Regions from separate parts of the Homo sapiens genome. Here region 1 is linked to region 2. A link is a contact called in ENCODE Hi-C or POLR2A ChIA-PET data. All regions are on one chromosome and are shown on one strand. Each heading gives the region's core, a stretch centred on a gene start or an enhancer-like site at or near the end of the contact. The rest is flanking DNA. Distances are from core to core; before and after follow the strand shown.

Region 1 (6,766 bases), core at 786-3,285, 360 kb before region 2:
CTCCATCTCAAAAAAAAAAAAAAAAATTAGCCGGGCGTACTGGGACACGCCTGTAATCCCAGCTACTTGGGAGGCTGGGGCATGAATATCCCTTGAACCTGGGAGGCAAAGTTTCAAAAAGTTAGGCACAGTAAGAGATTAACAATATACTGTATTAAAATTCACTTGAACATGGTATCTCTCGAAATGTCTTATTGTACTCTGTTTCGCACCTCAGGTAGCTGAAACTACAGAAAGCAGTTAAGTGGGGATCACTGTATTTCTCATTCAAAAGTTCCTTCCTCTGTCCACCAACTTATTCATTCTTTCTCTGGGCCAAGTGCTGGACCAGACCCTGAAAATTACAACAGGCTAAACCAGCCTTCATGAAATGCACTAGCAGAGGAAACAAAGCAACTAATTCATTACAATTAATGATCAACTTCTGCTAAGGAGAATAAAGAGTTCATGGAGGGCTTAATGGGGATGGGGTGATTTCCAGAGGAAGTGATATGTGGGCTGATATCTGAGGCAGGTATAAGAGTTGGAGGGAGGGAGAGAATACAGCATTAGAGGTGGAGGAAACTCCTAAAAGCCAAGAGAGGAAAGAAAATGAAGCTTTCCAGTAACAAAAATAAAGCCAGTGTGGCATGAACCTGGAAAGCCAGAAGGAAAGTGGGCCAAATGAACCAGAGATAGAGTGTGCTCACTCAGTAGGTCTTTATCCTAAAAGACTGCGAAACCTCAGATGCATTCTAAGCATGTGATTCACTAAAACACGTGCATTTCTAAACGATAATTCAGTGCCACAGAGCTCCTTCCAAAACCCATTCTCACACCCAGACAACGCACAGACTTCCTTAACAAGTCATTCACTGACACCGCCCAACTTTTAAAAAGAAAAAAAAAAAGCTTCAAATTGAATTCTACTTCAAGGAAGAGGAAATCAAGCAGGCTGAAAAAAAGAAAAAAGTGGTTTAAACAGGTGGCAGCCACTTAAATATTAAAAAGTGACCAACAGGCCAGGCGCGGTGGCTCACGCCTGTAATCCCAGCACTTTGGGAGGCCGAAGCGGGCGGATCACTTGAGGTCAGGAGTTTGAGACCAACCTGGTCCAACATGGTGAAACCCCGTCTCTACTAAAACTACAAAAATTACCTGGGCGTGGTGGCGCACGCCTGTAATCCCAGCTACTCAGGAGGCTGAGGCACAAGAATCGCTTGAACCCGGGAGGCAGAGGTTGCAGTGAGCCGAGATTGCGCCACTGCACTCCAGCCTTGCGACACAGCGAGACTCCGTCTCAAACAAACAAAAGTGACCAACGAACTTAACCTAAATATATATACGGAGAATAAAGTTTATATAGTTGTTTCTCACTTAGAAATAACCTTTCAATATACATATTATTTAAATTACATGACCATTAACACTTAGGGAAAACAGAAACTTACCTACATCCTAATATTTTACAATAAAACATGAGCTTGATTAAAGGTTCTGGTGCCCCTACAGATTTTCATGTCTTGCTAATACCATCCTTCCCTTCACACATTTTCTCTAAATCATTAAAAAGCTGACTTCCTGAGTGCATTTTTGGTTTCGCTTTTTAAAGAATAAAACGTCTTCTAATTCCTAACTTTCTTTACTACTGACTTGAGAGATGCCACGAGATTTGCGGAACACCAAACCAGCGTGCAGGGTTTAAAAGGCTGCCCGTGACCCGGGCGCCTGACGGTAACTTTCCCGCCCTCCCCTCCCCAACTCCCCTGCAGTCGCCGAGCCTCGCCTTCTCCGCAGCACAGCCCAGGACAAGGCCGGGCCGGAGCTGCTGCCGCCACCGCTTCTCCCTTCCCCGCGGGCTGAGGCCGGTGGACCCAAGCGGGAAGCGAGGAGAGGCGCGGGAGCACCACCGTTACCTGAGGCCCGCGCCCGGCAGCGGGCACTTCGGCCAAGAGGGCAGAGCCGGGAAGCGGTCACAGAGCAGCCAGCAGGAAGGTCGACTCCGGGAAGCTCTCCTGGCGCCCAGGGCCCGCAACGTCGCCTGCTAAGCTAAAGCGCCGGACAGCCCGGCCCCTACGCCCCCTGCCTCCGAGCACCGCTGCGTCACGCGCAGGGCCACCTCCGGCTGAGCATCCTATTGGTGGTCCCCAGGTTGCCAGGCTCCGCCCACCTCCCCGCCCCTTCCCGGGCGCGCGGGTCCCCGGCGCCAGTGCTCGCAGGCTGGCCCTGGCAACCTGCCAAGGAAGCTTCTCACCCGGACATCATGATACCGGCGACAACATCTTGCTTGACACTTCCACCCCAGCAGTAGAATGTGCAGCCAAAACGGGACTGCGACAACTCCCTGCAAGCCCGAAACGGCACCCTGCGTGGTAGCATGGAGCTGCAGGGGCGTTTGGCTCCTAGGCCGACTGGAAGAAGCCGCTTCTGGAGCTGTGGATCATTGCAGTTTGAACTGACCATCCAGGAACAACGTAGAACTAGCCAGAAGCAAGAATCGCTGGCTTATCTGCACACCAAGATTCGTGCCTTTATCAGGAGATTCCTTACCGTTTGAAAACCAGCGTCCTTCAGCAACATTCAAACTAGATAAGGGGAAAAAACCTGCACCAAATAATAAAACACACCAAATAATGGAACAACTAAGTAATATTTAAGGGCCCTTGAGGCCAGGTGCGGTGGCTCACGCCTGTAATCCCAACACTTTGGGAGACCGAGGTGGCTGGGTCACCTGAGGTTAGGATCGAGACCAGCCTGACCAACATGGTGAAACCCCGTCTCTACTAAATACAAAAAATTAGCCGGGCTTGGTGGCGCGCGCCTGTAATCCCAGCTATTCGGGAGGCTGAGGCAGGAGGATTGCTTGAACCCGGAAGCCAGAGGTTGCAGTGAGCCTAGATTGTGCCATTGCACTCCAGCCTGGGCAATAAGAGCTAAACTCCTTCTCAAAAAAAGTTTTAAAAATAAAATAAACAAAGGGCCCTCGTGACTTCATAATCAAAAGAAGAATGATGCAGAGAGATTTGGGACAGAGATTAAATACAACAGTTAATCGCTTGGAATTTGTGAAGGCAGAGGTGTACGTAAATTTAGGGTAAAGGTAGGTGAAAAGGCAATGATGAGAGGAGCAGAGACTGAAGAGTCGCACTCACAGCCTGCAAACTAATACCAGCTAGCCTGGCCTGACTAATCGCTTCTTCCCCACTCCTCCCCAGGACAAAAATCCCTGAACAAACAGATGAGGTTTAGCAGAACTGACTACTCTCTGGGTCCTTTAAACAAAGTGGATTTGTACACGTTCCCTTGGCCACCCAGCAGGCTGCACTGTTCACTCAAAGCAGAAATGGCCCTCAGCATCCAGTCGAGTTTAGTACTGGCTGTCATTGGCAGATCTGCTCCGTTTGGCCTCTTCTACAACTGTGATTGCCACGTGTGCTGACTAGTTGGTGACAGGGTCTGGTAGACCCCCAGCTGCTTCCCCTCCCCACTCCCACTAGTTATAGAGCAGTAGGAACATAGGCACTCATTTCTATTGGGTCTCTGTTGGCTACCTTCTATATACACCAAGATGACTGGCCTTTTCACTGTTTGATTCATTCATTCAAAAAATATTGATAGTATTCTTGGTGCTAGAAATACAGTGGTGAATAAACAGAAGAAGCCCCTGCACTTAGAGGCTTATGTTCTGCAGGACTAGGTATGAAAGGAAACAAACAGGTGGCTCAAGCCTATAATCCCAGCACTTTGGGAGGCTGAGGCAGGAGGATCACTTTGAGGCCAGGAGTCCAAGACCAGCCTGAGCAACATAGTGAGACTCCCTCTCTACAGAATTTAAAAACAACAACAACAACAACAACAATGACAACAAAATTTGCTGGGAATTGTGGCAGGCCCCTATGGTCCCAGCTACTCGGGAGGCTGAGATAAGAGGATTGCTTGTGGTGGGGGATGGGGGGTGAGGGACGGAGGATGCAGTGAGCCAAAAAATCATGCCACTGCACTGCAGCCTGGTCAACACAGTGGGACTCTGTCTCAAACAACAAAAGCTTATGTTTCTAATGAAGAATATAAATAATAAAACGAATAGATGAGATAATCACTGGCAGTGATAAGTACTGAGCAGAAAACAAAACAGAATGGTCAGGGAAGGATTTTCTGAGGAGATAATTCAGGAGCTAAGACCTAAATGACAAGAAGGAGCCAGCCAAGCCAACCATGGGGAGGAAGAACATTCTAGACAGAGGATAATGGGTGTCAAGGCCCCGATGCTGAACTGTGGCTGATGCTGAAGCGTGGCTGTTTGAGGAACAGGCCAGGAGGCTTGAGCATGTCAAATAGGGGTTTGAAGTTGAGTTTGGAGCATTAAGCAGGAACCTAATCACGTTGTTTGGATTTATCTGTTAAGTGCAAAGGCAAGATAATGAAGGGTTTGGGTTTTTGTTGTTTTGAGATGGGGTCTCACTCTGTCGCCCAGGCTGGAGTGCAGTGGTGCAATCAGGGCTCACTGCATCCTCTACCTCCCCAGGCTCGCTAAGTCATCTTCCCACCTCAGCCTCCCTAGTACCTGGGACTACAGGTGGGCGTCACCACACCAGACTAATTTTTGTATTTTTTGTAGAGACAGGGTTTCGCTGTGTTGCCCAGGCTGGTCCTGAACTCCTGGGCTCAAGTGATCCTCCCGCCTCAGCCTCCCAAACTGCTGGGATTACAGGCATGAGCCACGTGCCCGGCCATTGGTTTATTTTTTTTTTTAAATCAACCTATTTTATAGAGAATGACTTGAAGGGAGCAGCAATGGAACAAAAAGGAGCCGAAGAACAATACAAAGTTATTGGGCAAGTTCAGGGGGTAGATGGTGGTACCTGGACTAGGCTGGTTGGTGTGGAAATAGAAATTGAAAGATTTCAGGATATTTTCCCGAGGTGCAGGTGTGAAGAAAGGTAGTAAACGAGATGACTCCCAGGTTGTTTCCTTAAGCAATTGAGAGGATGGGGATACCATTTAGTGCAAGGGCAAAGATGATATATGATTGGAGGGACTCCAAAGCCTGTGCTCAGACTCCAAGCCTCTCCCACCACTGCACTGAAAATCTCACATTACTCAATCCTTGGAAATCAAGGTTTGGTTAAATGCAAGTGTTGACTTCATCATATTGAAAAAAAAACAGGTGTACAGAACTTGTATAGTTGCTAGTGCTAAGAATATGAATAAGACTGTCTATTGGAGACACTAATAGGTATAAGCCATTTCAAAACAATGAGATAAGTGTTACAATAAAAGGATGTTAAAGGCCAGGCGTGGTCGCTCACACCTGTAATCTCAGCACTTTGGGAGGCCAAGGTGGGCGGATCACCTGAGGTCAGGAGTTCGAGACCAGCTTGGCCAACATGGTGAAAACCTGTCTCTACTAAAAATACAAAAAATTAGCCGGGTGTGGTGGCAGGCGCCTATAATCCTAGCTACTTGGGAGGCTGAGGCAGGAGAATCTCTTGAACCTGGGAGGCAGAGGTTGCAGTGAGCCGAGATCGCGCCACTGCACTCCATCCTGGGCAACAGAGCAAGACTCCCTCTCAAAAAGAAAAAAAGAAAAAGATGTTAAAAAAAATTCTTTACAGTGGCTCATGCCTGTAATCCCAGCACTTTGGGAGGCCGAGGTGGGCAGATCACTTGAGGCCATGAGTTCGAGACCAGCCTGGCCAACATGGCAAAACCCCATCTCTACTAAAAATACAAAAAATTAGCTGGGTGTGGTGGCAGGCACCTATAATCCCAGCTACTTGGGAGGCTGAGGCAGGAGAATCGCTTGAACCCGGGAAGTAGAGGTTGCAGTGAGCCGAGATTGCGCCACTGCACTCCAGCCTGGGTGACAGAGCGAAACTCTGTCTCGAAAAAAAGGCTGGGCGCAGTGGCTCACCCCTGTAATCCCAGCACTTTGGGAGGCTGAGGGGGGGCAGATCACCAGGTCAGGAGTTTGAGACCAGCCTGACCAACTTGCTGAAATCCCATCTCTACTAAAAATACAAAAAAAAAAATTAGCCGGGCGCCACGCGCACACCTGTAATCCCAGCTACTCAGGCAGCTGATGCAGGAGAATCGCTTGAACCCGGGACGTGGAGGTTGCAGTGAGCAGAGATCGCGCCACCGCACTCCAGCCTGGGTGACAGAGGGAGACTCTGTCTCAAAAAAAAAAAAAATGTGTTTACCCAACAGGGTCATTGTGTGGATTAAATTGGTTAATGCCTTCAAAGCTTCACATATAGACACTGGTATATAGAAGTGCTCAACCAATATTAATGGTTTTTGTTATTTTATTTTTATTCTTATTTTTGGAGACAGGTTTCTTGCTCTGTCACACAGGCTGGAGTGCAATGGCATGATCGTAGCTCACTGCAGCCTCAAACTTCTGGACTCAAACTGTTCTCCTGCCACAGCCTCCTGTGTAGCTGTGATTAAAGGTGTGAGCCACCAGGCTTGGCTAACTGCTATTATTATTGTTTATGTTATTATCTTCTGAATACAGTGGGAGCAGGTTAATGATGATCACAGCTGGCGGTTGGAGGAGAGGGAAGGGAGAATGGAAGAAGGCTAACTGAGCCCAGTTTTCTGAACCAGTAGGAGGAGTTTTGTCATCAGGGTAGGGAGGAGGAACATTCCAAACAAAGGAAAAAAAAATCAAGGTCAAAGGCCACAAGGCAATAAGGAGCCAGAACCATCCAGGAGACATGAAGGAAGTCGTGAGTATTGTTAAAGGGGCCAGAGGTAAAGCCAGTGTCAGGACTTAAAAAGT
Region 2 (6,292 bases), core at 1,871-4,370:
TTGGAAAGTCATGGTAACAGGCCAGGCATGGTGGCACACACCTGTAGTCCCTGCACTCGAGTGGCTGAGGCAAGAGGATTACTTGAGCCTAGGAGTTCATGTCTGTAGTAAGCTACAATTGTGCCTGTGAATAGCCATGGCACTCCAGGTGGTGCAACACAGTGAGGCCTCGTCTCCTAAAAAACACATTGAAAAAGGAAACTCATAGGAACAGCAGCAGTAGGCTTACCATGTGGCCTCAGCAGCCCTGGGAGGAGGAGAGTATGCAGGAAATAAGGAGCTTCAGCGAGGGGCACCAAGAGGCAGAATGTTGGTTGCAGTGATGACTAGATGTGTGAGTTTGGGTAAGGCCCTTCAATCAAGACTATTTCCTTACTTACAACAGTGCAGATAACAATCCCTATCTCATAGGACTGGTGTGAGGGTTACATAACATGACACGTGTCAAAGCCACAGCACATTGTCGTTAAATGTCAGTTCCTCCTCTCTTTCTATGTCCAAGACATACAGGGATGGGATGAGGGAGCTCTTGTGTGAAGGCCCTTCCAGTATTCCCAGGACTTGACCTCTATGGAAGGGGTCCAAAAGCATCCTAAATTCCTATCCAGGGGCTCTGCTATAGCTTGGCTCCAAGACATCATGGCATAAACACAAAAAGGAAGAAAAGTCTGTCTGTACAACTTATAGAATAAGAAACTATGAAGTCATGCTTCACTGTCAGAATGAAACAACTTCTGGCTCTTTTGTTAGGAAGTTGCTTATGTCCAACTTACCTGACAAGGAGCCCCAGAGAGAGACCACAGTTCAAACTTGCTTGATTTCACCTTCAGCTGTCTGCTAGTGTCTAACATTTCATAGAGAGAGACGAGAATAGCCACTCTCAATAATGGGTCCCAGCTGACCAAGGGTGCAGAATATTTATGCTGGCGGTTCCCATCTGCTGAGCGGTTACAAGCGCCAGGCCCTGTGCTTTGCATCTTCCACGCATGACCTTATTCAACCTCACAATAAACTTAGGAAGGAGGAGCTTTCTCATGCTGTTTTTGCAGATGAGGAAATACACTTGGGAGGGTAAGTGTGGTGGACAGGAAGAGTTGAGTGATGTGGGCAATTGAACATGGAGGGATAGGGGGCCAGAGTCCCACTCTTCTCCAAGAAGGGTGCCGGGTCATCAGGGAGGGCCAATGCATCCACTGGCAGATCAGTTAATCAGCATTACTAGTCCCAGAGCCTAGCAGAGGGCAGGGCTCCTGGGCACAGGAGACAGAGGAGCCTTCATCCTTCAAAATGCCTCTCAATTGTTTCCTACCTGTGCTCCCACTTTGGGACAGACCCTTGCTCTCTCTCTCCTGGAGAACAGCTGTTTCCTGCCTGGTCTCCCAGCTTCCATTCTCCAATTCCTCCTTCTGGCACTTAAAATCCTGAGCAATTTGGCTCCAACCTACTTTTCCAACTTTATGTGTTGCCACTTCTCAGTGTGAGCTCTTCCCAGCCTCAACTGTATATTTCCAGCTCTTGCTTGCAATTCTTCTCCCCTGGTCCTAAATCCTACCCACCCATGGACTCTCCTCTTCCACGTGGCCTTCCCTGGCCTCTCAGGGCCACAGTGTTTCTCCTGAATACGAAGAACTTTCTTAGTCTAGCATGGGCATCCAGCACATTTATGCAATTCAGGATTGCTTGTGTTAACCACTCTGTTTTGTGTCTGTAGTGAGGCTGTAAAACTCCAGGGACCACATGCAGCACAGTGCAAGGCCTACTGGGAGGCTCTGTCCCGGGAACAGACATTGGAAAAAAAAAAAGGTTATATTTACATGTTGACAGCACATGGATTTCTTCAGCTGAAAACTGTCATTAGCAAGGAAAATTAAAGTAGGAAGCTTGTTCTTTCTTTGAGTTTCATAATAAATCACAAAGTCATTTGCGGAGCTTTTGTGCTGCAGGTTCTGGGCACCAAAACTGCAAGTTACAGCTCTGAAAGCCAGTGTCCACCAGGGCCGAGAATCAGACCAGAGTTTGAATCCTGGCTCCACCTCCTTACTGGGTGACTGTAGGCAAGTTCTTCAACCTCTCCAAATTTTCTGGTTGTAATTCAAGAAGAAGTATCTCTACTATACAGGGTTGTTAAGAAAGAATAAATTAGATAACAATGTATAAAATAAGCTTAGAACCACAACATCAGAACCAATGACTATATGATGAATCAAACTGACTTACTTTCACAAAATGCGTTGGGAACTTAGAATGGTATCGGTAGGAAAGTAGTGAGGACCTGAGGTGGGGTGAACAGGAAAACAGCTGCTCAGTTGCCTTTGCTTAGGATGAGTTTGTGCTCCGGGCGCAGGGATTAGGTGATGAGGAGGTAGTTGCCACTGGACAGGGAAATGTGTTGCTTCTTCCCAGCGACCTCAGGGGACACTCTCCTCACTGACTGTGAGATCCCCTTGGTCAGGGACTGCCTCCCCTTCCCCAGAACCTAGCACAGAGCAGGAGTTCAGCACATACTGGTTTTCATTGAACATTCCCAAGTACTTACTTTCCAAGAATAAAAGAAGCAGTTCTTTCTAGACTTACTTGCTAAGCAAAAAATGGATAATTAAGATGTTGCAAGAAAGTCGCTGGCAAAAGTCCAAGGAGCTGCTTTTCTTAAACCCTGCACGGAGGTGCAGGGGGTGACATATTTTGACAGCTATGACATAGCTCAGGGCAGATGGAAGAACAACAAGTACAAAAGAGAACTTGATTTTGGCTTTGGCCAAAGAGAACTTTTGACTTTGTTTGGCAACTGTTTACTGGATACCATAGTAGCATGCCTTGCCCTAGTGTGGTGTGAGAGCTGCCCCTCAGCCAGTGATGGAGAATGAAAATACTTGAGAGTAAAAGCCTAATTATTTAAAAATACATCAAAACAAAAGCAAAGAGGGAAACAATCTGGCTTCAACGTTTATGAGAGTCCAGAGTCTCTGAAGAAGCTGGTCCTGTTAAGGAATGGAAGACAGGGCCCCAAGGGAGCTGAGGGCGTGGCTGCTTCCCCAGGGCCTGCTGTGGGGGCCAAACTGACCCTGAGAGGCAGTGTGTCAGCTTCACAGCTGACTTGAGAACCAGCGGGGCCCTGGGTCTGGTTTACCACAATAAAGGAACAAAATGTTCCCTTTCTAGCAGAGCCGCTGCTGGTGGGGTTCGGGACAGAGGCGGGTCAGGGCCCTCCGAGATGTAAGGACACTGCTTTGCTTTGCCAGTGAACTCTGGTTTGGTTTGGGGGTATTTCATCTTTAAGGACTGTGAAGGTCCCATTTGTTCCCTGCTTTAATAAAAAATAACACAAGAAATAGGTGTTTCTCTCCCTTATTTTGAGACCACTAATCAATACCATCTGATCATAGTTTTAAAAATTAATAAATTGGGCTACACAAGCAGAAATCTATTTTTTAAGCTATATTATTTCTTACCAGCACATGTAAAATTCTTAAAGGTGGCTGATGTTTTTCCCCCTTTCTTCTTCCTCTTTTTCCCTCCTTCTTTCCTCCCTCCCTCTCCTCTCTTTTTTCTCCTTTCTCTCCTTTTTTCTTCTTCCCTATCTTTCTCCCATTTTTCTTTTTTCTTTCTTAAAAGTCCAGAAGTAAGGCTCTTGTAGGGTTAGTTCAGTAGCACAAGAAAATCATTATGGGGCTAGGTTCTTTCCATCTTTCCCTTCTGTTCTCTGAGGACCAGCTTTGCTCAAGGGCCAGCCTTTATCTTGGTCATAAGATGGGATGCCCAGTTCTAGGCATCACATGACAACACCTGAGTTGGTAAAGAAACATCAGTCAAAAGACTATAGGGGCCGGGTGCGGTGGCCCATGCCTGTCATCCCAGCACTTCGGGAGGCTGAGGCGGGTGGATCATCTGAGCTCAGGAGTTCGAGACCAGCCTGACCAACATGGTGAAACCTCGTCTCTACTAAAAATACAAAAATTAGCCAGGTGTGGTGCTGCATGCCTGTAATCTCAGCTACTCAGGATGCTGAGGCAGAAGAATCACTTGAACCCGGGAGGTGGAGGTTGCAGTGAGCTGCGATCGTGCCATTGCACTCCAGCCTGGTCAACAAGAGTGAAAAAAAAAAAAAAAAAGAAGGCTATAGTGAGTGGTGGGGACTGTAGTGAACTGGAGAGGAAATGGCCCTATTTAACACATTCAAATACAAAACCATTTTTTCTTTTTGTAGTTTCAAAATATTTTGTTATTGTTAGGGAGGGGGAAAGGGAATTATGGATGTTTTCAAATAATCCTTTTGCGAGTAACTACACTGTTGCAAGCAGTCAAAACACTGTTAATGTTCCAATTTTGCAGAAGTCAGCATGGAACTTCAGGGGAGGTTAGGTGATCTGCCCCAGATGGAACTGTTACAGGAAAGGGGTCCTGATCCAGACCCCAAGAGAGGGCCCTTGGATCTTGTGCAATAAAGAATGCAGGGCCAGTCCACAGAGTAAAGTGAAAGCAAGTTTACTAAGAAAGTAGAGGAATAAAGAATGGCTACTCCATAGACAGAGCAGCCCCGAGGGCTGCTGGTTGCCCATTTTTATGGTTATTTCTTGATGATATGCTAAACAAGGGGTGGATTATTCGTTATTCATGCCTCCCCTTTTTAGACCATATAGAGTAACTTCCTAACATTGCCATGGCATTTGTAAGCTCCCATGGCGCTGGTGGGAGTGTAGCAGTGCGGATGACCAAAGGTCACTCTCATGGCCATCTTGCTTTTGGTGGGTCTTGGCTGGCTTCTTTACTACAACCTGTTTTACAAGCAAGGTCTTTATGGCCTGTATCTTGTGCCGACTCCCTATCTCATCCTGTGATTTAGAATGCCTTAACCATCTGGGAATGCAGATGACCAGTAGGTCTCATTTTACCCAGCCCCTACTCAAGATGGAGTTGCTCTGGTTCAAACACCTCTGACAGAATGGGAGTAAAGGCATTGTCAGCCCCAGGCTCTCTCTGCTGCTTCATGGCTGCTCAGAAAACTTGCTGCTGCCCAGGTGTGAGCTCTACCTCCTTTGCAAGATCCTGAGCTTCCTAAGGGTTGGGTGGTGTCTTCTTTTGTGCCCTCCCATCCCCCAACTCATATAATCATGATATCGAAGGGACCCCATTCACATTCACGCAGAGCTCAGGATGGATCCTCTGATGCTTCCCTTTCTAATCCAATTTTTAATTTATGTGTTTTAATAAGTCCTCCAGGGATTCTGTTGCCCTCTAAAGTTTGAGGACCACTGTTCAAAAGTCTCTGTAATGCTTATAGACCAACAATCTAAATATTGGTTCTCAACCTGAGCTAGATATTCAGGTCACCTGGGGGAGCTTTCAAAAATTGTTAATGCCTGGATCCTAGCCTGGCCTCCCACCCACAGATTCTGATAGAATTGGTCTGGTGTGCAGCCTGAGAACTGGGACTTTTAAAAACTCGCTAGGTGATTCTAAATTGCAGCCAAACTTAAGAACCACTGATCTAAATAAAATATGAAGGGAGACAACTGCACTGTAAACAAATGAAAGATTAAGTGGAAATCCAAAAGTGAGATGCACACTGACAAAAAATGAAAAAAAAAAGGCTAACATGAAAGATTAAACTCTAACAATAGAAGTATAAGGGAAGAGAGATTATTTGGTTTAGGCACTACTGGAGGTATTTCTCTTCCATATTTAAAGGAGCCTGGAAAGCTCATGACTGCCTTCAGGAACAGGTGTATGTACTGATGGTTTCTAAATTGCTGTGGATTAGTGTTACTGGAAAAATCCTCTTTACTGCTTCAAAATGCACAGCTCAGTATGTTATGAAACACTCTCATCATTTGATATGTTCTCCTAACTGTCCTTTTCCCTTTTCTGTGAGTTCAGAGAGAGGGAGTGGGTAAAATAAGCTTGTGCTGTAACAGGGAACCTCATGTCACTTTCAAACAATAGTAAGATGTGCCCCTGGGAAAGTCCCATGACTGCAGAAGCCCTCCTGCTACCAGGCAGCTCAAATAACAAAGGGCACTCGGAGACTACTTTAACCAATATGAACACAGAATAAAAGGCTCCTTTTAGAGAAGGAAAAACAGAGAGACAGAAATGAGTTTTCCTTTAAGAGGGGAATCAGTTTTAAGTAAAAGCAAGGAAGCACATAGAATTTGTTACTCAAGTGCAGTACAGTATTTTGATTTGGAATGAGACAGAACTTCATTAACTGTACCCTAGCAAGTTAGTCTAGAATCAGAGGTCTCAATTCAAATTGCACCAGGCCATATTTGGATATTTTCTTAGGCTAATTCAA

The links. Hi-C counts contacts between places; a loop is a spot of excess contacts on that map. ChIA-PET counts read pairs that join two places held with the same protein, here RNA polymerase II (POLR2A). Pooled maps may share reads with other maps.
Region 1: a loop to region 2 is called in a map of ascending aorta, with 5 times the contacts of the local background. The contact joins the promoter of SOAT1 here to the enhancer-like site in region 2. A Hi-C loop is called at or near these places in 1 of 168 maps with a recorded cell type or tissue (ascending aorta), 1 of 37 single-sample maps with no recorded cell type and 4 of 50 pooled maps. POLR2A ChIA-PET finds 5 or more read pairs at or near these places in 2 of 52 experiments (OCI-LY7 and activated B cell).

What each region holds. Positions count from the first base shown.
Region 1 is chr1:179,289,066-179,295,831 of GRCh38, reverse strand. SOAT1 (sterol O-acyltransferase 1) reads right to left here and starts at 2,035. Exons shown (of 16, transcript NM_003101.6): 1 at 1,896-2,035. RefSeq lists an enhancer at 1,331-1,838 and a silencer at 2,051-2,240.
Region 2 is chr1:178,928,846-178,935,137 of GRCh38, reverse strand. No RefSeq gene overlaps it. Among named protein-coding and RNA genes, the nearest start is that of ANGPTL1, 61 kb to the right of the region's middle. Within about 2 kb of position 3,120, at least 20 of the 41 ENCODE cell types and tissues checked have a DNase peak (open chromatin) inside an H3K27ac peak, as active enhancers do; they include ascending aorta, where a contact is called at or near this core.